Regions from separate parts of the Mus musculus genome. Here all the other regions are linked to region 2. A link is a loop called in an ENCODE intact Hi-C map of the cell type or tissue named here. Cell type or tissue: left cerebral cortex. All regions are shown on one strand. Region 1 holds the start of Gm25815 (a small nuclear RNA gene). Region 2 has its middle 4.2 kb from the start of Hif3a. Region 3 holds the start of Gm32630 (a long non-coding RNA gene). Region 4 overlaps Ppp5c (protein phosphatase 5, catalytic subunit). Region 5 has its middle 12 kb from the start of Pglyrp1. Region 6 holds the start of Selenow (selenoprotein W).

Evidence for each region. Hi-C counts contacts between places; a loop is a spot of excess contacts. Peaks named below come from ENCODE experiments on the same cell type or tissue, not always from the same donor. Only the 100,000 strongest peaks of a DNase experiment are listed, where the experiment ranks them.
Region 1: a loop joins it to region 2, with 9 times the contacts of the local background. A loop is called at or near these places in 22 of 42 quality-filtered maps.
Region 3: it touches region 2 in a loop (7-fold over the local background); 28 of 42 quality-filtered maps call a loop at or near these places.
Region 4: it touches region 2 in a loop (5-fold over the local background); 24 of 42 quality-filtered maps call a loop at or near these places.
Region 5: it touches region 2 in a loop (5-fold over the local background); 8 of 42 quality-filtered maps call a loop at or near these places.
Region 6: a loop joins it to region 2, with 5 times the contacts of the local background. A loop is called at or near these places in 3 of 42 quality-filtered maps.

Annotation. Positions count from the first base shown.
Region 1 is chr7:16,949,334-16,954,333 of GRCm38, forward strand. It overlaps Gm25815 (a small nuclear RNA gene), which reads right to left and starts at 4,168; the gene lies at 4,062-4,168. It also overlaps a transcript of Pnmal1 not described here. In left cerebral cortex, CTCF peaks have their summits at 114, 1,046 (motif pointing left) and 2,167; DNase peaks (open chromatin) are centred at 1,050 and 2,155; H3K4me3 peaks cover 687 bases; H3K27ac peaks cover 1,783 bases.
Region 2 is chr7:17,064,096-17,069,095 of GRCm38, forward strand. No RefSeq gene overlaps it. Among named protein-coding and RNA genes, the nearest start is that of Hif3a, 4.2 kb to the left of the region's middle. In left cerebral cortex, CTCF peaks have their summits at 2,524 (motif pointing left) and 2,725 (motif pointing right); a DNase peak (open chromatin) is centred at 2,524.
Region 3 is chr7:16,928,925-16,933,924 of GRCm38, forward strand. Gm32630 (a long non-coding RNA gene) reads right to left here and starts at 3,225. Exons shown (of 3, transcript XR_391181.3): 1 at 3,017-3,225; 2 at 1,959-2,036; 3 at 1,412-1,823. In left cerebral cortex, CTCF peaks have their summits at 2,103 (motif pointing right), 3,242 (motif pointing right) and 4,227 (motif pointing right); DNase peaks (open chromatin) are centred at 2,117, 3,254 and 4,295; H3K27ac peaks cover 1,649 bases.
Region 4 is chr7:16,999,689-17,004,688 of GRCm38, forward strand. Ppp5c (protein phosphatase 5, catalytic subunit) reads right to left here. Exons shown (of 13, transcript NM_011155.2): 13 at 4,952-5,000. Among named protein-coding and RNA genes, the nearest start is that of Ccdc8, 8.3 kb to the left of the region's middle. In left cerebral cortex, CTCF peaks have their summits at 178 (motif pointing left) and 2,838; DNase peaks (open chromatin) are centred at 165, 2,804, 3,016 and 3,820; H3K27ac peaks cover 1,390 bases.
Region 5 is chr7:18,870,500-18,875,499 of GRCm38, forward strand. No RefSeq gene overlaps it. Among named protein-coding and RNA genes, the nearest start is that of Pglyrp1, 12 kb to the right of the region's middle. In left cerebral cortex, a CTCF peak has its summit at 3,078 (motif pointing left); a DNase peak (open chromatin) is centred at 3,004; H3K4me3 peaks cover 902 bases; H3K27ac peaks cover 654 bases.
Region 6 is chr7:15,917,878-15,922,877 of GRCm38, forward strand. Selenow (selenoprotein W) reads right to left here and starts at 4,494. Exons shown (of 6, transcript NM_009156.2): 1 at 4,375-4,494; 2 at 2,572-2,596; 3 at 2,428-2,481; 4 at 2,166-2,240; 5 at 1,971-2,069. The coding sequence starts at 4,403. The coding sequence ends at 1,986. In left cerebral cortex, no CTCF peak of the experiment used is centred here; DNase peaks (open chromatin) are centred at 732, 2,946, 4,141, 4,539 and 1 more place; H3K4me3 peaks cover 2,833 bases; H3K27ac peaks cover 2,748 bases.

The DNA.
Region 1 (5,000 bases), 110 kb before region 2:
CTGCTCAGGTGCTTCACATGGCCAGTGTGACCACATTGCTCATTGTAGGCATAGGACATCCCCATGGCCTCTGAACGTTTTCTCTGTCACTGAGGTCCACACAGGAGATCCCTTCCAATCTCTGCCTCATAATCCCTTCTGTGTCTCCAATCCTGCAGGTCCTAGGAAATACTGCATGCTCCTACCCAGAGCCTTTGCATGACTGCTCCTGCTGCCTGGACTGTCTTTCCTCAGAATTCTTCAGATGTCACATTCTCAAGGAAGGGTCCCCTGATGACGCTTCCCATAGTCAGGACTCTGACTGCCCCTTGGCACATTTGTGTGTCAACCACACACAATGGGCTCTTTTAGAGATCAGCAAGAGGATGGGTACATTGATCAAAGATGAAATATGGCTCTCTTACTGGGCTGGGGGAGGTACCTCTGAGAAGCCGATAGCCTGGAGTCTGGAGTCCCCCAAACTCAGAGGTGATTTTACTGAAGACCATCCAGAGGCTGTGTCGTCCCTGTGGCTGTTTCTGTTGCAGCCTTCAGGATTGAGCGGCTGCCTTCTCCAACCCCAGTGCCCCATTCAAACTCAGCGGCCTTGCCAAAGAACTTTGGAGCTGGGCTTTTGGGGTCATACCTGGCCCCAGAAAGGGGGATGAATGGGGTGGAGGGAAAGCAGAGTCTCTCAGAGTCAGATCCAAGCAGTGGGAGTGGGTATATCCTGTTCCCCCAGTGCGTATCGCCCGTATGTGTGCGCTGCTAGCAGCGTCGTGCCGATTGGCTGTTTGTTAAACGGTCGCAACGGATGAACCAGATCCCAGATGCATTGACGAGGAACCATATGGTCTCTGGACGGAGGGAGTTGAGGGTCGAAAAAAGGAGAGCAAGGAGCTGAGGAGTGGAGGCACTAAGGCCGGGGGGGTGTGTAGGGGGGCGAGGCAAGGAGGAAGGTTTCAGACCCTCAGCTCTTCCTTGCTGGAGGAGCAGGGCAACCTGAGTGAGCCCTAAATGGCGGAGGTGGGTGGAGCAAGGCTGCCCTCAGGCGGCGGAAAAGGCAACCACAGCACCGGCTGCGCAATGCGGATTCCTTCTGGACCTCTTGCAGTAGTGATCCTGGAAGGGGCCACAGGTAAAGAATTCTTTAGATAAGGACAAGATCTATGTGTTAGATATCCGGGAGTGCTGGCTGGAAAAGGCCCTCAAGGCAGAAGCCTGAGGACAGCTGAGGCGACAGAGGTCTGAGGCAGGCACATGCCGGAGGGAAGTTACACAGCAAGACAAGAGAAATGACCGAGTCCATCAGCGTGTAAGGTCAGAGCTGAACACTGGGGAAGCAGTGTCACCGAGAGACCATTTAGCATCATGTATGTGGTAGCACACATCTTCACTCAGGGAATGAAGAAGGCTGGAGGATTAGTTCAAGGCTAGCCTCATCTACATAGGTAATTCCAGGTCAGCCTGGGCTACTCAAATCCCTGTATCAAAACCAAGCGAGACCCAGCTCTCAATGGGCCTAAGGCATGGAGGAGTTTGGGGTAGGTATAATGTTCTAAGTTCTATTCCAGCTCGAGCATGTACACACACACACACACACACACACACACACACACACACACACACACACACCTGTGAGAGGACCCGGATCCTTAGTGCAGGCTCCTCCCCTTCCGCAGGGTACTTCTAGCATTCATGCTGCTCTGTGTGTGTGTGTGTGTGTGTGTGTGTGTGTGTGTGTATGTGTTTACACACAGTGTAAACAGAACACAGAAGCAAGCAAGCAAACACAAACATGAAACGAAAAAATAAATCAAAACCATTGGCCACCTGGATCTAGCAGGGCTGATGGATAATTAGAATTCTAGTAACCGGAATTTAGCAAGAGGATGCTGGACATGTGGTGGCCCATTCAGATGTTCTGGATGTGTGTCCTTGCCTGGCTCCTCATTTATCCTGTCCCTCGGCCGCCTCAGACAAGGACAGAGGCGCTCTAGATTCCTAGGGTAGTGGGTAGGTGAAATAAAGGGAGAGTGAAGATTTTAGGGACTATGACGTCACCCCTTCCGGGATCCAAGGTCTGGCGCCTACAGAGGCGCCTACAGAGGACCAGGGTCCTTAGTGCAGGCTCCTCCCCTTCCACAGGGTGAGACGCCAACTCACAGGAGCTGCAGAGACCCCATTGTACCACGAGGGGGTGCACAGAAATCGCGGGCTCAACCACACGCTCACCATATATTCCCCTGCAAATGGAATTGAAGCCCAGAGAATCTCAGCACTTGGGAGGCAGAGGCAGGTGGATTTCTGAGTTCGAGGCCAGCCTGGTCTATAGAGTGAGTTCCAGGACAGCCAGGGCTATATAGAGAAACCCTATCTCGAAAAAAACAAAAACAAAAACAAAACAAAAAGAAAAAAGAAAAAAGAAAAAAGAAAAAAAGAAAAAAATGGCCTAAGCCTAGGTGCTTCACTGGTTCCTGAAATTTGTGAGAAATGCACATTCTTGGGCCCACCCTGCATCTGCCGAGCCATTTCAGGGATGGATTTCCTAAATCTGTTGCCAAAAGCTACTCAATGACTGTAAAGCGCAGCCAGTCTAAGAACTCTGGGGTCCAAGTCTCTCCATACCTTGGGATCTGTTGCTTGGCTCCGGGTTACACAATAGAACTACCCACGAAGCCTTTTCATTTTAAGATTTATTATTTCTGAGACAGACTCTTTATGTAGCTCTAGCTGTGTAGCTCACTCTGGCCTCAAACTCACAGAGATCCCCCTGCATCTGTCCTGGGATTAATGGCATGCAGCACCCGCTTAGCCATGTCCTCTAGAAGCTATGCAAATACTGGGCTGTATGGAGCACTAAAGGAGCTTCCTGTGGGCGGACGGCTCTACCCTGCCCTGGCTCCTTGTTCAGGAAAGGAGTATGTCCCTCCAAAAGCAAGAAGGAGGAACTGGGGAACCCAGGAAGTCTCTGCAGTTTTGTGGCGACAGCTCTCTTTTTGTGTGTTCTGTGTAATTTTTATCTTTGCGACAGTGAGAGGCGACAGGGCTGGTATGGACAGAGGCCGAAGTGGAGTCTGGCTTCTGGGGTTTTCTCCCTGGACACCTGATGATTTCAAAACTAAAAGTGCAGAGGTGCCAGTCAGTCACTGTTTGGGATTGGGCCTGTAGGACCCACCTGCACCTCCTTAGATGACAAAATACGGACCACATCTCACTATTAGTTTATTCTACATTGCCGTGACAAAAATACCAGAAACAGTTTGTGGAAGAAATGCTTTATACTGGCTTATAGGTTCAGAGAAATCTCAGTCTGTCAATGGTGGGGAAGCTTGGAGAAGTGGCAGAGCCTGTTGCCTTGGTGATGAACCAATCCTCAGAGGTTCACTCACTGCTAGAACACGGGGCTGGGAGGATCAGTAGGACCTATTGCCAGGCAGGCTGCACAGCCTTTAGATAAAGCCCTAAGCCCACTGTGGTAGTTAAGCAACGTGATGCTGAAGAAGTGGAGGCAGGGGACTCAGCCTCCAAATATCTCCACTTTGCTTTGTAAGATAAGCTCTCTCCCTGAACCTGCATCTCCCAGTTTCAGCTGGAATGGCTGTGCAGTGATCTACTTATCTTTGTCTTCCATCCCTAGGAGGGGGTTACAGATGTGTTCCTCCACATATGTTTTTACTGGTGCTGGGGATTTGAACTTGGTTCCCTATATTTTTGAAACACTTTATCTAATGAGTCATCTTCCTAACTCTGGCTCATATTTTGAAGTAATAATAATATAATTATATTATACTAATAATATTACACTAATATTATATAATATATAATAAAATATAATTATATTATACTATCATTATTATGTAATATATAATAATAATTATTATTATTAGTGGTGCTGCAGATAGATTGCAGAACTTTATACCCGTTAAGTAAGTGCTCCTCCACTGAGCCACAACCCCAGCCCCTCATTGGGGGATTCTAGGCAGGGGTTCTACAACCAAGCCACGCCCTGAGCCCGTCACAAATGAGAGAAACCTATCTGTGTTTTGTGCATTTCGCTCACAAGTCTCTCTCTCTCTCTCTCTAATATGGAATGCTTCATGAGTTTGCATGTCATCCTTGCTCAGGGGCCATGCTAATCTTCTCTTTATCGTTCCAATTTTAGTATATGTGCTGCCGAAGCGAGCACGCTCGCGAGTCTCTCTCTTTTTTTTTTTTTTTTTTTAAAGATTTATTTATTTTTTATTATATGTAAGTACACTGTAGCTGTCTTCAGACGCACCAGAAGAGGGCATCAGATCTCATTACGGGTGGTTGTGAGGACTTGAACTTCGGACCTTCGGAAGAGCAGTCGGGTGCTCTTACCCACTGAGCCATCTCACCAGCCCCACGAGTCTCTTAAAAATGTGTTTTTACACGGTTGGGTCTCATGGTTTTATCTGAGGAACATTCTAGGATATGGTTTTAGCGTGTACTTGGCTGCTGTAACCATGAAGGTGACCCTAAACTTGTGGTCATTTGATAACAGTTTTAAGGGTTGGGAAGATGGCTAATGCTAAAGTGCTTGTTACATAAATATGAGGATCTGAGTTGAGTCTCCAGCACTTGGAAAAGCCTGGCATCGTGTTCCTGCAATCCCAGTGCTGGGAAGTAGATCCCTGTGGCTTGCTGGCATCCAGCCTTGCTGAATTAGTGAGGTAGAGGTTCAATGAAAGACCTTGTCAGGCTGGAGAGATGGCTCAGTAGTTAAGAGCACTGACTGCTCTCCCAAAGGTCCTGAGTTCAATTCCCAGCACCCACATGGTGGCTCACAACCATCTGTAATGAGATCTGATGCCCTCTTTTGGTGTGTCTGAACACAGCTACAGTGTGCTCATATAAATCAAATAAATACAAAAAATAAATAAATAGAAAAATTGAAACAAAAACTAAAAAAAAAAGAAAAAGAAAAGAAAAGAAAAAAAGACTGTCTGAAAAATAAGATGGAGAGGGTCTGGAGAGATTGGGTAACAATTACCATG
Region 2 (5,000 bases):
CCCCAGCTCTTCACTGTGATATTGAGATTCTAGGCAGGGGCTCTACCACTGAGCCACGCCCCCAGCCCCTCACTGGGGGATTCTAGGCAGGGGCTCTACCACTGAGCCACGCCCCCAGCCCCTCACTGGGGGATTCTAGACAGGGGCTCTACCACTGAGCCACACCCCCAGCCCCTCACTGGGGGATTCTAGGCAGGGGCTCTACCACTGAGCCACGCCCCCAGCCCCTCACTGGGGGATTCTAGACAGGGGCTCTACCACTGAGCCACACCCCCAGCCCCTCACTGGGGGATTCTAGGCAGGGGCTCTACCACTGAGCCACGCCCCCAGCCCCTCACTGGGGGATTCTAGGCAGATGCTCTACCACTGAGCCACGCCCCAGCCCTTCACTGGGGCATTCTAGGCAGGGGCTCTGCCACTGAGCCACACCCTAACCCCTCACTGGGGGATTCTAAGCAGGAGACAGGGGCACTACCACCAAGTCTGAGCTCCATTGTTCTTTTTAGCAATCTGGCTCGCAAAGCAACTACCCTACGCGTGTATTATATTTCACAATAATAAAAAAATGACTTGACAGTAATTGTCATTGAGGAGCGCTGAGTTAACTGGAGGTCACAACTGAAAGCAGAGAGCTGAAATCCTCAAAATAGAATGTGCAGGTCTGTGAGGGGTGCTCTGGGGCATGTTCAGTGATCCTCCCACCCTCATTGCTCTCCAAAGCTGTTTTTATAACACTAGTAAGATGCTCTTGCCTCACTCTTCTCCCCCTGTACACTGACAGTTTCCATGGTCACGGATATGTGATAGGAAACTTGCTCTGATGTTATATTTTATTATTATAAATGTAATTTTAAAAGAATTCCACACAATGGATTGGTGTCAAACTGATTCCTTTTCAGTTTTTCTTTTCTTTTGATTTCTTTGTTTCTTTTCTTTTTTTGATTTTTGAGATAGGATTTCTCTGTGTAGCCCTGGCTGTCCTGGAACTCACTCTGTAGACCAGGCTGGCCTTGAACTCAGAGATCCACCTGCCTCTGCCTCCCGAGTGCTGGGATTGAAGGCGTGCGCCACCACCACTCAGCTCCCCTTTAAGTTCTCTTATTCCCTTCTTGCTCTTGCTGACTCCTATCCCTTTCCCAATGAGTCCCCTTCCTGCTTTCATGTCTTTTGGGGGTTGTTTGGGGGAAAGTCTTGTGCAGGTAGCCATGGTTGCTGAGTGTCCGTGATTGCAATGACCTCGTAAAATGCTCCAGAAACCAACATTTTGGGGGTTTCTTCCCTATCTTCTGGTTCTTACAACCTTTCCATCACCTCCTTTTCTTTGGTGATAGAGATGTCTTGTTTAGGTCTGAGTACTAAACATTCCCTTATTTGCAGCTATTTGGGCATTTATCAATTTCTGCTTTAACTGTTGCCTGCTTCCAGAAGAGACTTATTCTGCCAAAGCTGCATTAGTCTGTGAGTATAAACAGAAATGTTAAGAAGGCAGTTTGACTACATGTTTGTTTAAGAAAACATCAGTAGTGAATTCTCCCATAGGGCCCATGACCCCTTAGCCATAAATTTTTGGCTAGGCTTATAGTACCAGCTGTGAATCCCACGGTACGGATTGGGTCTCAGATCCAAGGAGAAAGTGGTTGGTTACACCTGGACCACTCATGGCGCTACCGCAGTGCTGCACACGCTTTGCCTTGTGGGCCAGTATCGCAGCAAGCAGGGCCACCGCTGAGTGAGATCACTGATAACTCCCCCCCCCCCCCCCCCCAGCGATCTGCACACCACCTTCCAGTAGCACTGTGAACTCTAGCCAGCAGGAAGGACGCTTCCATATCACTTCCAGCTTGATTTCTCTGTGTCTTCTGCAGCAGGGCCTTATTGTCTAGTTCTCATGGGTGGCTAATGACAAGCCTCTACCACTTTTGGGGCTTTTAAGGACCCTGTAGCCAACAGACCCTAGGGAGGTATCCTGCACCTGGCATGGGATTTTCATGGATCCACCATGCAGGGCATCTCTGTTTAAGCTCCTTTGTGTGTGTGTGTGTGTGTGTGTGTGTGTGTGTGTGATCACTTTGGCCCAGGCTGGCCTTGAACTCACTAAATCCTAGATCAGTGGCTCTCACCCTTTCTAATGCAGTGACCCTTTAATTCAGTCCCTCAATCATGCTGACCCCCAATCATAAAATTATCTTCACTGCTACTTCATAACTGTAATTCTGATACTGTTGGGAATTGTAACATAAATATCTGATATTCAGGATATCTGACATGCCACCTTTATGGAAGGATCATTTGATGTCCCTGCCCCTCCTGTGACTCAGAAGTTGAGAACCACTCTTGTAGAGGCTGACCTTGAACTCTTGATCCTCCTGCCTTTGACCCTCAAGTGCTGGGAGTGGGTTACCATGCCCAACTTCTCCATTTCATATGGCCTACTTTAGGAGTCCTCCATACTTTAAAAGGATGTAAAGGAGTTTGGGAAGCCAAACCCACAAGCAATGGAGCTTTAACTAAACCTGGCGTGCCCTCTGGTGGTCAGAGTTGGTATGACTCTGCTGATGCCTGTGCCTGTCTAGTTGGCTGTGAATAATTGCATACTTCACATCGGTAACATATATATACAACATATATATATATATATATATATATATATACACACATATGCATATATGTATGCATGTATATATATATTAATTTATGTGAGTACACTGTAGCTGTCTTCTGACACACCAGAAGAGGGCATCGGATTTCATTATAGATGGTTGTGAGCCACAATGTGGTTGCTGGGATTTGAACTCAGGACCTCTGAAAGAGCAGTCAGTGAGTGCTCTTAACGGCTGAGCCATCTCTCCAGCCCCCAGTAACATATTTTTAATGGATTGATTTTATATTTTAAGATCTTTGGAGGGTGCTCTGTAGAGATATCCTAGCTGTCAAAAGTGTTTGACACCAAGCACTTCAATTAAGGTTGAAAGAGTGAACAGACTTCTGCAATTTGTTTTCTGACTTTTATATATGATCTCTCTCTCTTTCATCTGTCTGTCTGCCTGCCTGCCTGTCTGTCTCACACACATATGCAAATAAATGTAATTTAAAACTTTCAGTTTGACTCAGTGATTCAGGGCACTGACTGCTCTTCCAGAGGACCCAGGTTCAAATCCCTGCACCCACATGGCAACTCACAACTGTCCATAATTCCAAATTCTGACACCCTCACATAGACAAACATGCAGGCAATGCACCAATGCATATAAAATAAAGGTAGATGAATTTAAAAAGTTTCCAGTTTTCTTTTATTTTTTTTGCTCTATTTCTTTTTTTTTATTAGATATTTTCTTTATTTACATTTCAAATGTTATCCCTTTTTCTGGTTTCCCCTCTGAAAATCCCCTATCCTCTCCCCACTCTCTCTGCTCACCAACCCACCCACTCCCGGTTCCTGGCCTTGGCATTCCCCTACACTGGGGCATTGAACCGTCACAGGACCAATGGCCTCTCCTCCCATTGATGACTAACTAGGCCATCCACTGCTACATATGAGGCTGGAGCAATGGGGCCCTCCATATGTTTTCTTTGATTGGTGGTTTAGTGCCTGGGAGCTCTGGGGGTACTGGTTGGTTCACATTGTTGTTCCTCCAATGGGGCTGCAAACCCCTTCAGCTCCTTCGGTCCTTTCTCTAGCTCCTCCATTGGGAACCCCGTGCTCAGTCCAACGTTGGCTGTGAGCATGCACTTCTGTATTTGTCAGGCTCTAGCAGAGCCTCTCAGACAGCTATATCAGGCTCCTGTCAGCAAGCACTTGTTGGCATCCACAATAGTGTCTGGGTTTGGTGACTGTATATGGGATGGATCCCGAGGTCGGGCAGTCTCTAGATGGCCTTTTCTTCAGTCTCTGCTCCACACTTTGTCTCTGTAACTCCTCTCATGGGTAATTTGTTCCCCCTTCTAAGAAGGACTGAAGAATCCACACTTTGGTCTGCCTTCTTCTTGAGCTTCATGTGGTCTGTGAATTGTATCTTGGGTATTCTGAGCTTCTGGGCTAATATCCACTTATCAGTGAGTGCATACCATGTGTGTTCTTTTGTGACTGGGTTACCTCTCAGGATGATATTTTCTAGTTCCATCCATTTGTCTAAGAATTTCATGAATTCATCGTTTTTTTTTTTTTTTTTTTTTTTGAGACAGGGTTTCTCTGTGTAGCCCTGGCTGTCCTGAAACTCACTCTGTAGACCAGACTGGCCTTAAACTCAGAAATTCGCCTGCCTCTGCCTCCCAAGTGCTGGGATTAAAGATGTGTGCCACCACACCTGGCAGATTCATCGTTTTTAATAGCTGAGTAGTACTCCATTGTGTAAATGTGCCACATTTTCTCTATCCATTCCTCTGTTGAGGGGCATCTGGGTTCTTTCCAGCTTCTGGTTATAAATAAAGCTGCTGTGAGCATAGTGAAACATGTGTCCTTATTTTATGTTGGAGCATCTGGGTATTTGCCCAGGAGTGGTATTGCTGGGTCCTCAGGTAGTACTATGTCCAATTTTCTGAGGAACAGCCAAACTGATTTCCGGAGTGGTTGTAAAAGCTTGCAATCTCACCAGCAATGGAGGAGTGTTCTTCTTTCTCCACATCCTTGCCAGCATCTGCTGTCACCTGAGTTTTTGATGTTAACCATTCTGACTGGTGTGAGGTGGGATCTCAGGGTTGTTTTGATTTGCATTTCCCTGATAACTAAGGATGTTGAACATTTCTTTAGGTGCTTCTCAGCCATTCAGTAGTCCTTATTTGAAAATTCTTGGTTTAGCTTTGTACCCCATTTATAATAGGGTTATTTGCTTCTCTGGAATCTAACTTCTTGAGTTCTTTGTATATATCGATCATATGTAGGGTTGGTAGAAACCTTTTCCTAAGCTGTTGGTTGCTATTTCTGTCCTATTGACAGTTCCTTTCCCTTACAGAAGCTTTGGAATTTTATGAGGTCCCCTTTGTTGGTTCTTGATCTTAGAGCA
Region 3 (5,000 bases), 140 kb before region 2:
CTTCCTTTCTTCCTTTGTGTGTACATGTCTGTGTGAGTATGTGTGCAACTGTGTTTGAGTGTGTGACCAGCTGTGTTCCTTGAAGAGCGCAGAAGAGTCCACTGACACTCTGTCTATTCCTTTGAGACAGGTCCTTTTTGAAACCCCGGGGCACATGTTTTGTTTGTTTGTTTTGTTTTGTTTTGTTTTGTTCTTACATCTGCAAATCTTGCTATTTTGTTTTATTGTTTGGTTTTTGACTCTCACCCAGCTCAGACTGGCCTCGAACTCACTGTGAAGTCAAGGATTGGCTTGAATGCTTGATCCTGTCTCCACCTCCCAAGTGCTGAGGTCACTATATCTATTGCTAGGATGGACTCCAAGGAGTGAACCCTAAGCAAGCATTCTACCAACCAAGGTGTGCCGGCAGGCCCCATCTTTCCTTTTAATTACAGCCTCCTTAGAGGATATGGTGCAATAGCCCATTGTTTGGATTTTATTTCCCTAATAACTAATAGTATTGGCCCCACTTTGTGTGTGTCTTGGACTTGTCTGCACAACTCTGAGAAGGTTGACTCAAATCTCTTGATCTTTTAATTTTTTTAATTATTTATTTTTACTTTATATGCTTTGGTATTTGGCCTGCACATTTGTCTGTGTGAGGGTATCAGATCCTCTGGAAGTGGAGTTACAGACAGTTGTGAGCTGCCATGTGGATGCTGGGAATCGAACCCACGTCCTCTGGAAGAGCAGCCAGTGCTTCCAACCACTGAGCCAGCCCTCGATTATTTTATTGTTACTATTTGGATTTTTGAGACAGGGTTTCTCTGTGTAGCCCTGCTGTCCCCAATGTATAGACCAGGCTGGCCTCAAACTCAGAGTGCTGGGATTAAAGATATACACCACCACTACTTGGCCTTTTACCCATTTTAAAATCAGGCTGTCTTCTTATTATTGAGTTGTAGTTTTCAAATATTCTGGGCATGGTGGTGCCCACTTTTAGTCCTGGCACTCAGGATGCAAAGCCAGGTGGATCTTTGAGTTAGAGGCCAGCCCAGATTACCCAGTGATACCTTGTCTCGGAAAACAAAACAAAAGCAAGTTTTAAGGAGGCTGAAGAGATGGCTCAGTGCTTACGTGTAGATACTGCTTGTTTTTTGTAGGACCCAAGTTCTGTTCCCAGCACCCACATTGGAGAGTTTACAAGTACCTGTAACTCCAGCTTTAAAATAGCCTTCCTGGAACTCACTCTGTAGACCAGGCTGGCCTCAAACTCAGAGATCCCCCTGCCTCTGCCTCCCGAATGCTGGGATTAAAGGCGTTCGCCACCACTGGCAGATTTAATAAGTTAGAGTTTCTATTGCTGCAATAAAACACTGTGACCACTAGCCTGCTTTCTTACGGAATGCAGGATCACCAGCCTGGCATGGCACTGCTACAGTGAGCTGGGCCTCACTGTAGTGTGGGTATGCAGCACATGTCCATTTCTGCTTCCCACAGAAATAAATTAAAAAACAAATAAGTACAGTATTAAAATTTTGTTTTAAATCTGTGTGTACATTACTGTGTGTATGTTCCATGTGTGCTCTGATGCCAAGGGAGGCCCAGAGAGGACATTGGATGCCCTCGAGCTGGAGTTACAGGTGGATAAGATGCCTGGTGTCGGTTCTGGGAATGGAACTTGGGTCCTCTGGAAAAACAGCAGATGCTTTTAACTGCCACACGGTTCTTTTTGCTTGTTTTTGACATAGGGTCTCACTGTGTATCTCTGGCTGGCCTGGAACTCACAGAGATCCTCCTGCCTCTACCTTCCAAGTGTTTCACAATATGTTCTTGCTGGAACACTGCAATTAGAGATATGCAAATTAAAAATGCAAATTACTCATCCTGCAGGGTGTGTCCCCCTATTCTTTCCCTTTTTTCCCATTTTTTCCCTTCCTTTCCCCGGGACCTGGGTTTATATATAAAAATCATCATACCTTTCATTCTTGGCTGTGTGATTTCAGGCAGGAGACTTAATCTCTCTGCTAGGACTGCAGTGGAGAACCATGGAGAACCTGCAGGGCCCAGACAGGCAAGGCTGGAAATAGACATCCAAGAGCCCTGCACTTCATTCATGTGCCACTAGAGGGCTCTCTGGTGAAGATTCTTACCATCTCTCCTAACTAATTTCTACCATGGTTGATAGAACCCTGACCCCAAACTGGGTCAAAGGCACAGACCTTGGGTTCTATTCTGTTTGTGGGAAAATAGAACCAACGATCCCCTTCTGGTTTGGTGAAAGAAAACTTAAAAAGCAGGTCTTCCTTTTAACAGCATCAGACATAATGGCTATCACCATGGCAACAGATGAAGGCAGACAGCCAGTTAAACCATCAGCTTATTCAGGGTGGCAATTAGTTTCAGGTTATAGTAACATTTTGTGCTAGAACTTCACAAGACTCCTTTCAACTGTATTTTCAAGAATTTTTATTCATTTATTTTATTTTCTTTTTTCAGATGATGGGATTGATTCCAGCATGCACTACACCACTAAGCCACATCTCTCATACCTTTGCTTTCATTTTTAAGTTTTTTTTTTTTGAGACAGAGTTTCTCTGTGTAGCCTTGGCTGTCCTGGAACTCACTCTGTAGATCAAGCTAGCCTCAAACTTAGAGATCTGTCTGCCTCTGCTTTCTGAGTGCTGGGATTAAAGGCGTGCGCCACCACCCAGCTTACTTTTATTTTTTCAATAAGTGTTTTTCCATATCTATTTATCTATCGATCTATTATCTATCTTTCTGTATCGATGTGTACCATGACAAATATCTAGAAGTCAGAGAATGACTTACTGAAGTCAGTTCTTTCCTTCCGTTATGGGTTTGAGGTTCTAAACTTATGCCATCAGGTTTGCCCAGCAAGCTCCGTCACTCACTGAGCAATAGAGGAGGCTCCCGTCCCTTTTTTGGAGACAGGGTCTTTCTACATAGCCCTGACTGTCCTGGAACTCTCACTGTGTAGAGCAGGCTGACCTCAAACTCACAGAGATCCACCTACCTCTGCCTCCTGCGTGCGGGGACCCACCATGCTCAATTTCATTTTTAGTTTTTAGGTTGCATCCTCAAAAGCGGGCCAGGACGATGTCGAAATCACTACATATGTAGGCCGGGCGTTTCTATCCTCCTGCCTCAACATCTTGAATGACTGAGATGACAGGCTCTGGGCCATAGAACCCAATCACATACTTCTCTCTCAATTACTGCTTACCTCAGTTGACCACCAGGTGGCGCTATGGTAACGTTTATGATCATCTTCCTGCCTCCCAAGCGTTAGAAGGTCGTTCTGGGGCCTAAGCCTCTTTGAATGCAATTTGGAACGACAGCATCCAAAACTTGGATACAGGAAACAGGGTGGGTTGTCAGGAATAGGATCAGATTACAAGAAAACTTGGTTTGTGTCACCCATTTTCTGACCACTTCGTGAGACGCTACTGGGAAGAGTCACCGGGAGACTCAGGTGACTGGTGTCCAGCACACAGTAAGACTTGCAGGGATAGTGTGAGGAAGTGGAGGTTCACACTGAAGTACCTGCAGTGCCAGCTGTCCCCTGGAGGGAACCACAGATACCTCGATGCCCTAATAAACTAGGAGATAAAGCTGGGCATGGCACCTCCTACCTGTGCTGCCAATCCTCAGAGGGCAGAGACAGGAGAATTTCTGTAATTCTGAGGCCAACCTGGGCTACATAGTGAGTTCTAATACAGCCTGAGCTACAGAGTGAGACCCTGTGAAAAAACTAAAATGAAACCAACAAGTGAAAATAAAGAAAGGAAAAAGTAAAATTGTTAAATTTTTACTTGTTTTTGTGTTACTGGGGATGAAATCCAGGAGCTAATGTGTGCTGGGCAGGGGCTCATCCAGCCTCCTCACGGGGGGTGGGGGGATTCTAGGCAAGGGCTTTACTGCTGAGTTTATTTATGTAAATATGAGGGTGAAGATGTCAGGAAAGTGGCAAAGTGCCAAGGCTGACTGACTACCCAAGTTCAGCCCCTAGAATCCATGACAGGAGAGAACCAACTCCTGAAAATAATTGTCCTGTGTCCTGCACACACACACACACACACACACACACACACACACACACGCACGCGCGCACACACGTACACACGCACACACACATATAGAGAGGGGAGTCACCTTTGTAACACATAATATGCTCATGGCTCTTGATTACTGACCACCAGACGGCGCTCTGCATTTGGGAGCCATCACCAGGATTTAAATCTACGCCACATTGCTAATTTATATAAGACAACAACCTCTATTTTCTTAAAATATAAATCTTGAAGAGCATTGTGCTCTCGTCCTCCCAATCTCACTGAAGGAGAGACAAAACCGTTTTCCTGATTTCATAGAGAAACCCTCAGGTATTTATTCTCTACAAAATAGAGGTGAGGGTTAACCCCTTGTCACCATAGCAACAGATAATAGAGACCCAACCAATCAGCATTCAGCCTTCGGGGGTGGGGTGTTCTTTTTGTTCAGAGCTGACAACAATTTCTAAGAGAATCTCAGATTCTTTTGTTCCAATAATTCTGTCAAGGACAAACTTACATAAACAGTGTCCTGGCCAATTTCGGTATGCAAAATGGTACACCCTTCCCCAAACACCTGCAGGGGAAAGCTCACCTCACTCTCATTTTATGTATTTATTTGTTCATTTTCTTGTTTAATTTTTTAAAAAAATATTTATTTATTTATTTATTTATTTATTCATTTATTTATTATATGTAAGTACACTGTAGCTGTCTTCAGACACTCCAGAAAAGAGAGTCAGATCTCGTTACGGATGGTTGTGAGCCACCATGTGGTTGCTGGGATCTGAACTCAGGACCTTCGGAAGAGCAGTTGGTGCTCTCAACCACTGAGCCATCTCACCAGCCCCCTTTCTTGTTTAATTATTTACCTTTCGAGACAGGGCCTCAGGTAACCCCAGCTGGCCTCAAACTCCCCATCCTTCTGCCTCCAAACTCCCGATCCTA
Region 4 (5,000 bases), 64 kb before region 2:
AGGCCCACAAGGGACTTCTGCTAGGCGGACTCCTGAATTCAGCCTGGCATGCAGAGAGGCCAGGCATAACTTTGGTACTGTTAGATGTTGAACTTGTCCTGGGCACCCAGTCCAGTCAAGCAGCTCAGCCACCTGATTGGGAACCTGCCAGATTGGATCGCCACCTGGTGGCCATAGTCAGAACTGCAGCCCAGGCTTCTGGGTTGTGGCTGGTTTGGGATTGAGGGCTGCCATTCTAGACAGCTTTAGAAAATGGACACACTGAGGGACATCTCAGGACGTCTTGTGACCAGCAGTCATGACCAAGTTGGGATGATTCCTGATAAATGAATTTGAAGCCACAATCCCAAACTGTGAATTTGGGAACTGGGCGTAGCAGGTACCATTCAAATCCTCTTTCAGGCCGGGACGGTTATGCCAGGAGCCCTGGAGTAGGGCACTGTGGAGCTTGAAGTCCTAGCTTCTTCAAGCTTTGTCGTGTGGGCAATGGGTTGAAACTCCCTTCCCTCGTGCTATCTCCTCTCTTCCCTATGGAGCGAAATGAAGACCGGCAAGGAAGCAACTCAGAATCTGGACTCCCACCCCCTCACTTCCTATTGCCTGATTTTAAAAATCACATTTTAGCTAACATAATGGTACCCAGTTACTCCAGGGACTGAGGCAGGAGAATTACTTGAGCTTAAGAGTTCGAGGCCAGCCTTACCCAGGTGATAAAGTATGGATATATCTATACCCTGCATGGATAAACACATAGACAAACAGACAAGTAAACAAGTCAAACTTGGTCCATGAAGCAGATCTGTGATTCTGGCACCTGGGGGGCTGAGGCGAGGACTAGAGAGATGGCTGAGTAGTTGAGTGTTGTGCTGCTCCTGCAGAGGACCTAAGTTCAGCTCCTAAGTGGCTAAGAGGCTTACAACCACCTGTAACTCCAGCTCTAGGGCATCCTGTACGCTTTGTGCACTGGCCTCCCCAGGCACCTGACACCTGCCCTGCGGGTGAAATCACACTTCGGAGGCCACAGGCTAAGTAGCACATTATTATTCTCTTCTTGCTGTTGTAGATGACACCTCTGATGAGTGGATGGCACTGATGAGTTAATAGGCTGCGGGGGACTTGGAGACCACGTCTGTCTATCTCAGACTGATTGAAACCACAGGCTCTCATGTGGGCTTGGCCAAGAGCATGATGGGGGACACCTTTGCCATCAAAGGGCATAGTCTGGCATGGTAACAAATGATGCAAGAGGATCAGGATTGCAAGACAGGACACAGAGTGAGCTTGAGGCCAGCTTGGGCTACATGAGGCACTGTTAAAATAATGAATGAGTAAATAATACAAAAAAAACGACAGAAAATCCTGCACTAAGAGCACATTAATATTGCCCATTTCTGAACATTATCCTAAGACTGATTACACACCTAATTGTATTTCCCTGTGGTCCTGACCTTCCTTGCTTTTGAAAAGATGAAGCTATTGACTTCAAAGTGGAACCCAGGGTATTATGCATATCAGGCAAGTAATCTTCCATGAAACCACACCTTAGGGCCTCACCAGATGCTGGGGGATTCTAGGCAGAGGCTCTACCACTGAGCCACGCCCCCAGTCCCTCACTGGGGGATTCTAGGCAGGGGCTCTACACTTGAGCCATGCCCCCAGCCCCTCACTGGGGGATTCTAGGCAGGGGCTCTACCCCTGAGCCACGCCGCCGGCCCCTCACTGGAGGATTCTAGGCAGAGGATCCATCTCAGAGGTATAGTTCCAAGCTTTTCGGTTTCCATCTGAACGAGTTTGGCTGCCACTCACTGTCACAAGAATAAAGTGAAAGAGCTCAGGCTCCCAGACCCAGGCTGAGGAAAGAAGGTTGAGAATTTTGGGGGAACAGGAGGTGGTGGTGATGGATCTTTGGAGGAGCTTCCTGGCTTCACTCCTGCCATCTAGCCCTACTCCATCTTTTTTCTGAGGCCTGTACACATCTGGAATCAGTCTCTTAGCCATCCTTAAAGATGAAGATGCTGTGCGAAGTCCCGTGGAGTCCCTCGCGCTCTCTTATTCTTTGCTGTCCCTGGCCAGCCAAGATTAACCAGCAGCTTTTTTTTTCTTTTTTCTTTTCTTACCTCATTACCCTTGACCATGACCACCATAGGGGGAGGGTATGTGCAGGGACCACTTCAAGACCAGGCAGGAAGCATCTGTGCTCACCTGGCCGATCATCTGACTGCTTTCTCGTTCTTATTCCCCATAACCACGTTTCCCTATCTCAAGTTTAGGAGGTCCATCATCAGATGAGCCAAACTGGGTTCCTATTTCAGGGCTGTGTGACTCTTGGCGAGTCATCTACCCTCTCTGAGCCAATTTCCCCATCTGGAAAAAATGCTCACAGTAAGAGCATCTAGGACTGGGATGTAGTCTAGTTGTTGCTATCTTGCTACCCCAAACCCAGGCTTAGTGGTGCATGCCTGAAACACCAGCACACTGGAGGTAGACGTAGTAGGATCAAAAGTTCAGTCATCCTCCACTATATAGGAAGTTTCTGAGCAGCCTGGGTTACATGATAATACCCTGGCTAGCTGGGCTAGAGCTTTAAACAGAATAGAACATCACTAGTGAGACAGAAACATTAGCTTGTATGGGTTTTGTAACAGGTGTAAACTGCCCTCCTCCCATCTCAAAGGTGGATGGGTTAGGACACGCTACTCCACCTCCCCCTGCACGCTTGTGCCCTGAGAAGTGCCATCCATCGCTGGTGGGTTTTTAGCTGTGGTCCTGGAGCACCACCTGGTGGTGGATTCTAGTCTAGTCTGGCAGGGACTTAGGGATGCAGGTCACCTCTTGTCCCCAGGACCTTCATTCCTTCCTCAAGTCGTTTTAGGCCCATGTCACACACCTGGAAAGTACTGTTTCTCTGCCTGAGTGACCCAGGGGCCCCTGGCACATTTTTAACCACTGTGCATGGATGGGTAGATCCAAGTCCATTCCCTACAACTTGGTTTCAGTCTAGAAATTATTCACTCCGCCAGCAACAGTAGGGGGTGATAGTGAGTCAGACCTGGAGTCCCAGGCTGAGTGGCACCTTCCCAACTTTTGCTTTGCAGAGTCTCCTTAAACCAGGCTGGCTGTGTAGCTGGGGATGACCTTTCACTCCCGATTTTCCTGCTTCTGCCTCTTCAAGTGCCTGTGTTCCCCACACTCCCACCCTAATCCCCATTCTAAACTTACTCTTTCACCTGGTGTGTGGTGAAGTCCACCTATGTTCTGCTCCCAGGGTTGAATGTGGGAAAGGCAGAGGACAGGTGGGAGCCTGCAGATGGAGTTCCTACCGGTCTTGGCACTGGACTTTGTTGTCCTCTCAGGCCCTTACTGGTTAATCCTGGGTAAGTGCTTTATGGCTGAGCCACATCCCCAGCTCTTCATATTGTCTGGGACTCCTTTGCTGGGCATATGATGATTTTCAGGGAAGATCAATTAAGGATTGAAGACCCTGGCAGCAGGTGGCCTATCCAGATATAAAACAGCAAGCTTTTTTCAGAGGAAAACATTGTCTACCTCCATTTAAATAAAACAAAACAAAAAAAAGTGTGTGGAGGTAGGGGTGGAGGACAACTGTGTGTGTGTGTGTAGGAGAGGAAATGGGGAAGTGTTGGCTCTCCTCCCCACCAGGGAGCAAACCCAGGCTCTTAGTCTTGGTGCAAGCAAGTACTTTTGCCCACTGAGCTGACTCACTAGCCCACACTGTTGAGGCCCTGTTCTCAGGCTCTCTGGCATGCACAGATGGCCACTGTTGGACTACACAGCCCCTACTGTGTGACATATGTCCTGTTCTGTGCCTTGAGAGGACGCTGACACAGCATGCACTGTTTCTATATCAGTAAATCATGGGAAACTCATGGTCTGAACAAACATACAGAGAAACTTCATAGCCCAACTAAAAAAAGATGTATGTTATTACTGGGGGTGGGGCATGTCTACCACAGCCTGTGTGAGGATCAGAGGGCAACTTTATGGAGTCAGTTCTCCAGTTTTTGTCAGGGATCCAACTTGGACTTTGAGAGTAGAGATTTCTAAACTCGTGACCTAGCTGGAGGACGCAGGGCACTAAGGGGTGGGCCTTGAACGTTCCTAGCTGGCCCTGCTTGAGATCTCTCTCTTTGCTTTCTGGCCTCTATCCTGTGAGAAGCTGACCACGAAAGCTCCTGCAGTCTTGACCCAGTACAACCACGGTCTTTCCTGAATGATGGCGCAGTCTTCTCACCTGTGACTAGCAGCCATCCCTGGAGCTGCTTCTGTCAGATGTCCTGCACAGTGTGGAGAAAAGAACCTGCTATAGACAGGGGCAGTCCTACAGGTTGCTAGGGGTTTGCACAGAGCACCGGGGACTATGGAATTTTCTGAGAGGTTGAGTATAATCCACCTTCCAGCTTGGAAATAAACACCAGCCACACCTGCTGGCCACATTCTCAGTTATAGGATTCTGAAATTCCTCAAGCACTACTGAACTGAAGGCTCAGGGCCTCTCAACCAACAGTAGCAACGGAGGACTCCCAGGCCAGGGAAACAGCAACTTCTCGGGCAGACTAGCTCTCTGGGCAGCCCAAGCCTTGTTTGCCCCATGAGCATACAGCAGAGCAGAACAGTTGCTGAGCGCTGTCCCTGCTGAGGACAGCTTGGGAGCCCAGAGCACTGAGCATGGACTTTGCGGTGCTGTTGGGAGATGAGGGTTCAGAAGGCTCCGCATGCTCCACCCACTATGCCGTTTCCTTGCAAAGCTCAGCTAGAACAGAGGCTTCTGAGGGGTCTGAGGTCAGCCTGCAGCCTGCACAGGTCTCAGGGGTCCGACGATACTTCTGTGGTGACTCTTGTCCTGTGATGTCCACATCACTGAGGGGCACCCAGAACCAAACTGTACCCACCCTGGAGGGGCTTGTACGTGGTGGACACACGTCGAGGTGGGTTTGAGATGAGGTTTGACTTACAATAATGACTTTATTTTATTTTAACAT
Region 5 (5,000 bases), 1.8 Mb after region 2:
GCTAAAAAAGGAATAACAGTGTTAGGAGGGGTGATAGATCCAGATTACCATGGGGAAATTGGATTACCTCTTCACAATGGTGGTAAGCAAGATTATGTCTGGAGTGCAGGAGATCCCTTAGGGCGTCTCTTAGTACTACCATGTCCTGTGATTAAAGTCAATGGGAAACTACAACAGCCTAATCCAAGCAGGATGACAAAGGACGCAGACCCATCAGGAATGAAGGTATGGGTCAATCCTCCAGGAAAAGAGCCAAGACCTGCTGAGGTGCTGGCTGAAGGTGAAGGAAATACAGAATGGGTAGTAGAGGAAGGTAGTTATAAATACCAATTAAGGCCACGTAACCAGTTGCAGAAACGAGGATTATAAAGTAATATGAATGCCCATTGTAAATTTACTAATGCGTTTGCGATTGTACGAGGGATAGTTATATCATGTTAGGCGTATTTACAACCTTGTTATTGTTTCATGTGAACATGAGATATTATTTGTGTCAAGTTGACAAGGGGTGGATTGTAGTGGCTATTCCTGGTTGTCAACTTGACAATATTTGGAATGAACTACAATCCGGAATTGGAAGGCTCACCAGTGACCCTTATCTGGAGGCTTGGAGATCCTTATCTGGATCTTGGTTTGAAGATCTTGAGCCGTAGTGGCTATGGATTCCAGAAGATTGAATCTCCGAGTTAAGGAACACACCTTTAATCTGGGCTATGCCTTTCATCTGGGATTAAAGGTGTGGTGGAACACACCTTTAATCTGGGCTACACCTTCTGCTGGAGACAATATAAGGACATTGGAAGAAGGGAGTCTAGCTCGAGCTCTTGCTCCTTCGCCTGCTTGCTGCGTGAGACTGAGTAACTGCTAGATCCTTGGACTTCCATTCACAGCTGCGACTGAACAATTGTTGGGAATTGGGCTGCCGACTGTAAGTCATCAATAAATTCCTTTACTATTTAGAGACTATTCATAAGTTCTGTGACTCTAGAGAACCCTGACTAATACACCAGGTTAGACCCTACTGCTGAGAATACCACATGTCCAGGACACAGTGACCTCAAGTCAGAACTAAGCTGGAAGCTCTCTTCCTCCCTGCTAGCTGGCTCATTAAGGAGCTAAGAATTTTTTTTACGATGCATTTTGATATAATTTAAATGGCGTGTAATAATTGTTTGTTTGTTTGTTTTGTGAGTGTTTAACATTTTATTTGGTTTGTTCTTGAAACAAACTCTAATGTAGCCCAGGCTAGTCTCAGACACACTAGCTAGCAGAGGCTGGCTCTGAACTCCTGATTGTTGACCCACCTCCATTTCCGCCCTCGTGCTGAGATGAAAGGCATCAACACACCTGACATAAAAATCTTGGTTTTTTTTTTTTTTTTAAGTTATGCCATCTGTTGTAATCAGGCTGTTCTCACTCAAGAGAAGACCAGGACAAACTTTTTAGGAATTTGAAATTTTTTATTGAGCCACAGACCCTGCTGGGGGACACTCCTGTGACTACTTATTTAAAGAGGTGGCCCCTAACTGAGTGAGCAAGAGGCTTATAAAGGGACAACCACAAGTCTGGTGCTCCCGTTTTGATGTAGCTGTGATGGCTGTTAGTAAGCATGACAGGTATGAACTTTTAATGAGAACAGGGCACAGCTGTGGAACCACGCGGCATCACTGATCAGAAAGGGTGGCAGAAGCAGAGTGATCGCCAGAGAGTTATGGTACCCATAAAGTACCAGCATACCAGAGGGTCAGGCTGATCTCAATCTTAGCCCGAAGTCAGGTAGGATTGAGCAAATAGGTTTTTCTTAGTTTATATCCACAGCCCTTGAAGTCTTTTTTTTTTTTTTTAATAATTTACTTTTTTATTCAAGTTACATCTGGATCACAGCCCACCCTCCCTCTTTTCCTCCCAGTACTACGCTTACAAGTCCCGCCCCCTATTGCCTCCTGGCCCTTTAAGTTTTGAGTTCAAAGCTGAGGCAAATCCCCTGATTGATAGTTTCCTTAAAACAAACAAACAAACAAAAAAGACTACACTTCCCAGCTCCCTTTGCGGGCAGGCAAAGTAAATCTGAAAGGGAGTGACTACTGGAGTACACGCAGAGGGAGAGGGGGAGAGGGGGAGAGGGGGAAAGGGGGAGAGGGGGAGAGGGAGAGATATTTCCTCTCCTATACAGGGTCATAGACAGGGTCACATCTTTTTCCTGCAGGTGTTCTCTCATCCACCCACGTGTATGGGACAATGTCCCGTCGCCATGACTGAAAGGGGGGTCCCGACCCGACTCTTCAGGGTCAGATGCCTCTTCCTTTTAAGCCGCTTCAGAAATCTTACACTGATAATCTGGTTTTCATATCACAGTTACGTGTTGTGCATTAAATACCTGCCCCTGCTTGTATGTTTCCAGGACCCTTAGCGGAGGACAGCATCCTGACGGCTAAGCCCCCACGGAGACAAGCAGAGCTCTGCAAAGGCAGGACCATCAGCTACAGAGCAAGGAGGAGCTGAAAAGCTTTGGTAAGAGAGGGACACTGAGGTGAGCTAGCGCCAGTGGTCCAGCAGGAGCATCACAAACCTAGTCACTTTCTGCATCTTCTCACGGGATGGCCACATTAATTTTGGCTTCCCTTATGAAAGCGAGCTGGCTTTCAAAAGTTTCCATGGTTATGTTTCCTCCAAAAACATCAGTAGCTTCACATACTTTCCTTTGTTTCCCAACAAGAGCCAGACTGATTTTTCAAAGATGCAAAATCGCTCTCATAACTCTCATCCCCCAAGTCCTCTGTGAGTCGTCCCTAAGTGCCCTGGGAATGAAATGCAAGGGCCCCTCCCACATACACTCCAGTGCTTTCCATCCTAACAATTAAAACCCAGGAAAGTCTATACCGCTGGTAAATGATTGCGATTGCCTCTGCTGTTAACAGAAGTGATCTGCTCTGCGGGAGAGTGGTAGGGAGGCAGAAGGCAGGACAGGAAGGAGCGCTGGGGGTGGGAGGGGAGGAAACCTTATGGGTTCAGCGGTTGCTTTTACGTACGCTGGTAAAAATGGGGACATGGCACCCTCTGGTGGACAAAGGAGAGAACTGCGGTAACCCTGTGCATCGTGACTCCCCTCACACACACACACTCTAAAATCCCAGAGGTCAAAGGTAATAATGATCCCAGAATTCTGAAGCTTCCAGGCAGCCAGGGTAATTGTGTGAAATATAACATTTCTTTTATTAGTAGTCCCTGGTTTTGTTTTGTTTTTTAGTTGTATCTTTTCTCAACCACTAAGATCTGTGAAGATAGAAACCTCTCTTGTTCACAGCCCTTGTTCCTTTAACAGGTGGTTGGAGCACAGAATAGATGCTCAGTAAATGATACGGGATGTTATTCACTGTCTTCAGCTCAAACCTGAGATGATGTGCTGGCGCAGTGGTGGCGCACGCCCTTAATCTCAGCACTTGGGAGGCAGAGACAGGCGGATTTCTGAGTTCGAGGCCAGCGTGGTCTACAGAGTGAGTTCCAGGACGGTCAGAGCTACACAGAGAAACCCTGTCTTGAAAAAAAAAAAAAAAGAACCCAGAGGATGTGTGTGCCCCCACTTTGGATCGGACCCAAGACCCTAAGACCCAAGACCCAACATGGAGTTAGCAGCTGCTAGCCTCCTTCCAGAGCCTGTACAAGCTGCTTCCCTGAAGTAGTAAGCAAGGGGGGTCAGATGAAACCCGAAAGCTCCCTGTCTCTGGGTATGAAGAGAGCAGGGGCACAATTGGTGGGGTACCCAAAGATTCCCCCCACGGTGGGACAAGAGGAATGGGGATTCGAACAGAAGGAAGCAGGTGGGCTGTAAGTTAGGAAGCTGGAATATTTTAGGTTGTCTTTGTTTTTAAAGCATTGATGTGTGTGAGTGTTTTGCCTGTAGGTGTGTAGGTGTGCCACACTGGTGCATGCCTGGTGCCCAGGAGTTGAGGAGGAGAGGCTCCCCTGCATTAACTAGGATTACAGATGATTGTAGACTGCCGTGTGGGTACTGGGAATCAAACCTGCGTTCTCTGCAAAGGCAAAAAGTGCTCATACCTGCTCAGCCATCTCTCAATGGGCCAAATTTTTAACCCACAAAAACTTCAACCCCACCAGGTCGTTCATCCTTAAAGCAGGGGAGGGTAGGAAAGCTTTTAAACAGAGATGCCTGCATCTTGAAGGTAAGGGTAAAAACAGCCCTAGGAAGTACCTGTGTGGTACACAGGTTGGGCAAGGAGCAAGTTCCTTCTCTCAATAAAGAAGAAGGAAAGCCTACTATTAAGTAAGTCTCCCAGATGTTGGGAAAGGTGCCTGATACCCTACACTCCTCCTTCCTGTGCCGACTCCCAAGAGAGCTGTGGTCTGCTGCACAAGAAATTCATTGTGTGTTTTTGTTGGAGACAGGGTCTCTTGTAACCCAGACTAGCCTCAAACTCCCTCTACACAGCCAAAGATGACCTTGAACGTGTGAACCTCCTGTGGCTTTATAATTACAGGCACGGACCAAATTACCTGGTTTATGTGGTGTTGGATCTAATGTGGAAATGTCCTCCTACTTTTGCAAAAGCCTGGCAGTGCCCATGTGAAACCAGATGCACTACCACTGAGCCACACGCCCAGCCCCTCACTGGGGGATTCTAGGCAGGGGCTCTACCACTGAGCCACACCCCCAGCCCCTCACTGGGGGATTCTAGGCAGGGGCTCTACCACTGAGCCACGCCCCCAGCCCCTCCTTGGGGGATTCTAGGCAGGGGCTCTACCACTGAGCCACACCCCCAGCCCCTCACTGGGGGATTCTAGGCAGGGGCTCTACCACTGAGCCACGCCCCCAGCCCCTCACTGGGGGATTCTAGGCAGGGGCTCTACCACTGAGCCATATCCCAGAGGCAGGAAGACAAGGAAATGCAGAAGGAAGAGGAAAGAAAAGAAGTTGGGGAAGAAAACGGAAAGCCGAGACAGCACAACTGGCTGTGCAAGCATAGGACCTGAGCTCTCGCTCC
Region 6 (5,000 bases), 1.1 Mb before region 2:
GGACTGGGCCCCCTCATACTGCCTGGTTGTGAAGAAGGCTGAGTTTAGAGCACATCTGCAACAACTGGCGAGAAAACAAAAACCAAAGGAAACCCAAGGCTCCCCTCTCAGTGTAAGCCAACCTGACACAACTGTCTCAAATTTAAAAAAAAAAAAAAGAATGAAAATTCAGCTAGCTCAGTGGTAGAGCCCCTGTCTAGAATCCCCCAGGGAGGGGCTGGGGGCGTGGCCCAGTGGTAGAGCCCCTGCCTAGAATCCCCCAGTGAGGGGCTGGGGGCATGGCTCAGTGGTAGAGCCACTGCCTAGAATCCCCCAGGGAGGGGCTGGGGGCGTGGCCCAGTGGTAGAGCCCTTGCCTAGAATCCCCCAGTGAGGGGCTGGGGGCATGGCTCAGTGGTAGAGCCCCTGCCTAGAATCCCCCAGTGAGGGGCTGGGGGCATGGCTCAGTGGTAGAGCCACTGCCTAGAATCCCCCAGGGAGGGGCTGGGGGCGTGGCCCAGTGGTAGAGCCCCTGCCTAGAATGCCCCAGTGAGGGGCTGGGGGCATAGCTCAGTGGTAGGGCATGTGTAAGGCAGAGTTCAATCCCCAGTACTAATAAAATAAAACTAAGAATGTGCTGTGAAGAGGGAACAGGGCTGTATTCCAGAAGACATCAGGTTAGACACAAGTCCTTGGCCTGCTCCCACATGGCATGGCTCCAGGTCATATCAAAGGGGCAAAGGTGACCCAGGGCCAAACTGCTAGGGCTCTTTGCTAGCACTTTGTTGTTAGATTTTTTTTTTAAAGATTGATTTATATATTTATTTATTATATGTAAGTACACTGTAGCTGTCTTCAGACACCCCAGAAGAGGGAGTCAAATCTCATTACAGGTGGTTGTGAGCCACCATGTGGTTGCTGGGATTTGAACTTCAGAAGAGCAGTCAGTGCTCTTAACCGCTGAGCCATCTCTCCAGCCCCTGTTGCTGTTAGATTTCTTCATTTTATTTTACGTGTTTAGTGTTGTGCCTGTAAGAACCTGAGCGCTTGGTGCCCATGGAGGTCACAAGAACACATCAGATTCCCTGGAACTGGAGTTAGGAAGCATTGGGGACCGTCACATGGTGCTGGGACTTGGACCCAGGCAAGAGACACGGTTGTAGCTGGCATCGAGCTCACTGTGGAGTCAAGCGTAACTCTGAACGCTTGTTCCTCAGGCCTCTCTACCTTCAAAATGGTGGGGTCACAGGCTTTTCCCACCACGTCGATTCTTACATGTTTTGTTTCTGTATGTGTATGAAGTGTTTGCATGTATGTCTGTGCACCATGTGTGTGCCGTGCCTTCAGAGGTCAGGAGGGGGTTGTCAGCTCCTCCGGAGCTGGAGTTATAGATAACTAGGAACCACCTTATCAATACCAGGAACTGACCCCACATCCTCCGCAAGAGCAGCCAGTGCTCTTGACCACCGAGACAACTCTCCAGCCTCACTGTTTTGTTTTGTTTTGTTTTGTTTTGTTCAGACACGGTCTCCTGAGGTCCGGGTTGGTTGGCTTCTAACTCGTGGCAATCCTTCTGCTTCAGCCTTAGAGATGCTCACTCAATCCCTCCCCTGGTGCTAAGATTATAGGTGGAAGTCACTTTACCCCTGCATTACTCTATGTGTTGGCGTCGGAAGTCTGAGCTTCCCGCATGGTAGGTGAGCACTCTACCGACGGAGCAATGTCCTCAACCCAAGCCCAACTTCCCTTAGCATCCTCCATTCCTGAATCAAGAAGGGCACTTAAGGCAAGCCCCTGCCCCCACCCCCACCCCTGTCCCCATCCCCTCCCCAGTACCACTCTGCAACCTACCAAGTATCACACCCAACCCTCCTGGCTCCAGGGACCCCTGGGATGTGGCCATCTCCCACTCTCCACTCAGAGAGTCCATACACAGGGAAAGATACGACACCGCAAGGTGGCACCCTCCCCCCCCCAAACAGTCTCCCTTACCCCTGCCTCTAGGGCTCACTGGCACTGAGCCAAGGCAGCTTTGATGGCGGTCACCAGTTTCCGGAACTTGCTCTCTGTATCCACATAGCCATCACCTCTCTGAGGGGCAGAGAAGAGAGTTGAACTAATCTCCACACACCGACCAACCCACACTGACACCCCACCCAACCCCCACGAGGCAGGACTCGGATTTACCTTCTTGGAGTGGACCAACTTCCCGGCTACTGTCACTTCAAAGAACCCGGTGACCTGGGGAGTCCCCTCGCCACACTGAGAAAATAAGGCATTAAGACGGGGCTAAGATGACCTCTCTGGGATACTTTCTCCATCACATCCCAGGGAGTGAAGAACATAGGGCAAAAGGATAGAGAGGATTGGCCTAACCCATTCCCACTGCCTCCCAGTCCCAAGGGACAAACAAGGCACGTCATGATCCTATGCCCATTCTAAGACTCACAATGTCCAGGCATCCGGGGAACTCATGTTCTAGCTTCTCCTTGAGCTGGAGGTACTGGAGACAGGGTACAGGGTGGGGGTGGGGTTATCACAGCCAGGCCCAGCAAACCCCCCTACCCTACCCACCCTGACCTACTTCACTCACCTTGGGCTTATAGCCTCAAGCTCCACTGTCAGGTGAATCCAGGGTTGTCGCAGCCCACCAAGACAGCATGGATCCAAGGCAGGACAGGTACCCAAGGGAGGCAGGCAATAGCAGTGCGATGAAGGTAAAGAGAGACAGAGATCCAGATGAGAACGCAGAGGTAACAAAGACCCTCAAAAGAGGGGAAGATGTGCTCATCACACAGAGAGATGTGTGCGACAGTGCGAAGATACATAGAAAGCCCACCCCAAACAAAAGAGCCAAGATGGAGAGGCGGGATGGCAAAGAGATCACAGGTTCCACATAGAGATGCCAATGGGGAGGGAAGCAGGGAAGTAAATTAGGACAAATGCTGCCTCAGTAGAATCTCACCCACCCACTCCCTCCCCCGCCTGGCTGTCACTCAGGAATCCAAGCTCTCTCCAGCACCCAGTACAAAACATAAGCTCCCCAACCCCATGTCCCCTACCTCAGGCCATTTTGGGCCTGGAATCTGGTGCAGTGGCCTCATGGGAGCCTCAATTTATCAAAGCAGGCTGTTGAAAGACATCCTGATAACTAGGGCCTGATCAGACCCCTCAAGGGGGTTGGGAGGGAGGAGGCCACACCCAGCTAGGTGGACCACGGACCCCAGATTCAAGTTACAGGGTTATCGGTAGTAGGACCTCAGGCTGGCCCTGCCTCATTTCCAGCCTCAGTTTCCTCCCCTGTAAGATGGAGACAGAATGGCTGGAGAGCCCCTCAATGGACTTCAGGGGTGCAGAATCCATTCAGCAAGCACTTTTCAATCACTTACTGCAAGCCAGCTGATTATCAGATGCAGATGGAGGAAAAAGTCATCAAGAGAAAATGGCTGGTCTTTCTACGCCTGCCTCTAGCAGGGGCACAATTAATAGCGCTGGCAGGTAACTAACCAACATCATCACCTCCTTCACACTACAGAAGGGGAAACTGAGGCCAGAAAAGAACTGGGGTTAACAGCACCGGCACTCACTGATCAGAAACCAGTAAGAGTTTTTTGTTTTGTTATTTGTATTGCTGGGAACCGAACCCAGGATCTGGTGCATCTCATGCAAACACTCTACCACTGAGCTACACCCTCACCCTACAATCTATCCTATATTACTTTTTCTTTTCGGGGCACAGGGTCTTACTACATCACCCCGGTTGCCTCTAACAAGCAGCTTAGCTGGCCTGGAACTATCTACCTGCCTCTACTTCCGAATGCTGGGATTAAAAGTGTGCATCAACACCACCACTCCGTGACTCAGTTCGCCCTTTTCATGTACACACTGGGAGGTGCGACCACTGTTAACTCACACTACAATCCAGGTACGGGACATCCCCAGACCTCCCAACAGCGCTTATGAGTAAACCCCCAACTACACCACACCTTGTATTCTCTAACTCATGCCGCTCAGTGAGGGGGAAGGGAAACAGCCTGTCGGGAAGGAAAGGTCCCCAGAGAAACCCGATGCTACCCTTCCCCTCCCCTCAGCGCTGAGTCACGTGTTCAAAGTGGCCCCAAGTATCAGTTTCCATTTTCACTGGTGAGATGTCACTCAGATGTCAGATGCCAGGGATCGGGCTCAAGTCTCTGTTACCTCCATCCCACCCGCTTGGAAATCCCTCCCTTTGGGTCTGAAATACAGTCATCGTACTCGGTTACCAGACCCTGGTAGATAGGGGGAGGGGCAAAGAAAAGGGTGGGAGAGGGTCTCCTGGCACAAAGGTTGGGGAGCAGAGAAAGGGCACAACGAGCCGGGAGCAGGAAAAGGGGGAACTGCAGTCACCCGGACTTACCAATACACGACTCGAACGGCGAGCGCCATAGCTGCACGTCGCATCCCCGCACAACACGAGGACCCGACCCACAAGCAACAAGGACCTCAAGCTCTGAGCGTGGGGCCGTGCGCACAGCCGACTGCCTCACGAGTCAGAGCAAACCAAGTGCGGGGGTGGAGAGTGGGCAGAGCTACGGGAGGACCGAGGTTCCGGAGCACGGCGGGGTCTGTGGCCAGGGGCGCGAACCTCAACGCAAGACTCCATGATATCTTGATATCTGGGGTTCTCTTGATATCTGGGGTTGTCTCCATAGACAGCGTCTCTGGGACCAGTAACCTGAGAGCCCCTCGCCGTCCCTTCTCTATGCCATAATGGTTCAGTCCTCAGGGCGGTGGCTCGAGGCAGAGAATTGGTTGAGACTGAAGTTCAGTTACAGAGTGGCTGAGAGGGGCAGGGCAGGGAAATCGACGCATTGGGAGACAGGCAATTGGGATGGATCCCTCCTCCCCAGCGCTAACTGGACCAGACTAAATGAACCTTAGGTCTGGAAAACTGAAACTAGGAGTCCCAGTGTGCGCTTTAGGTCCAGCTGTCTCACCACCGACAGACCCCCTGCGCACCCCCAAAACCATGCAACCCCTCTT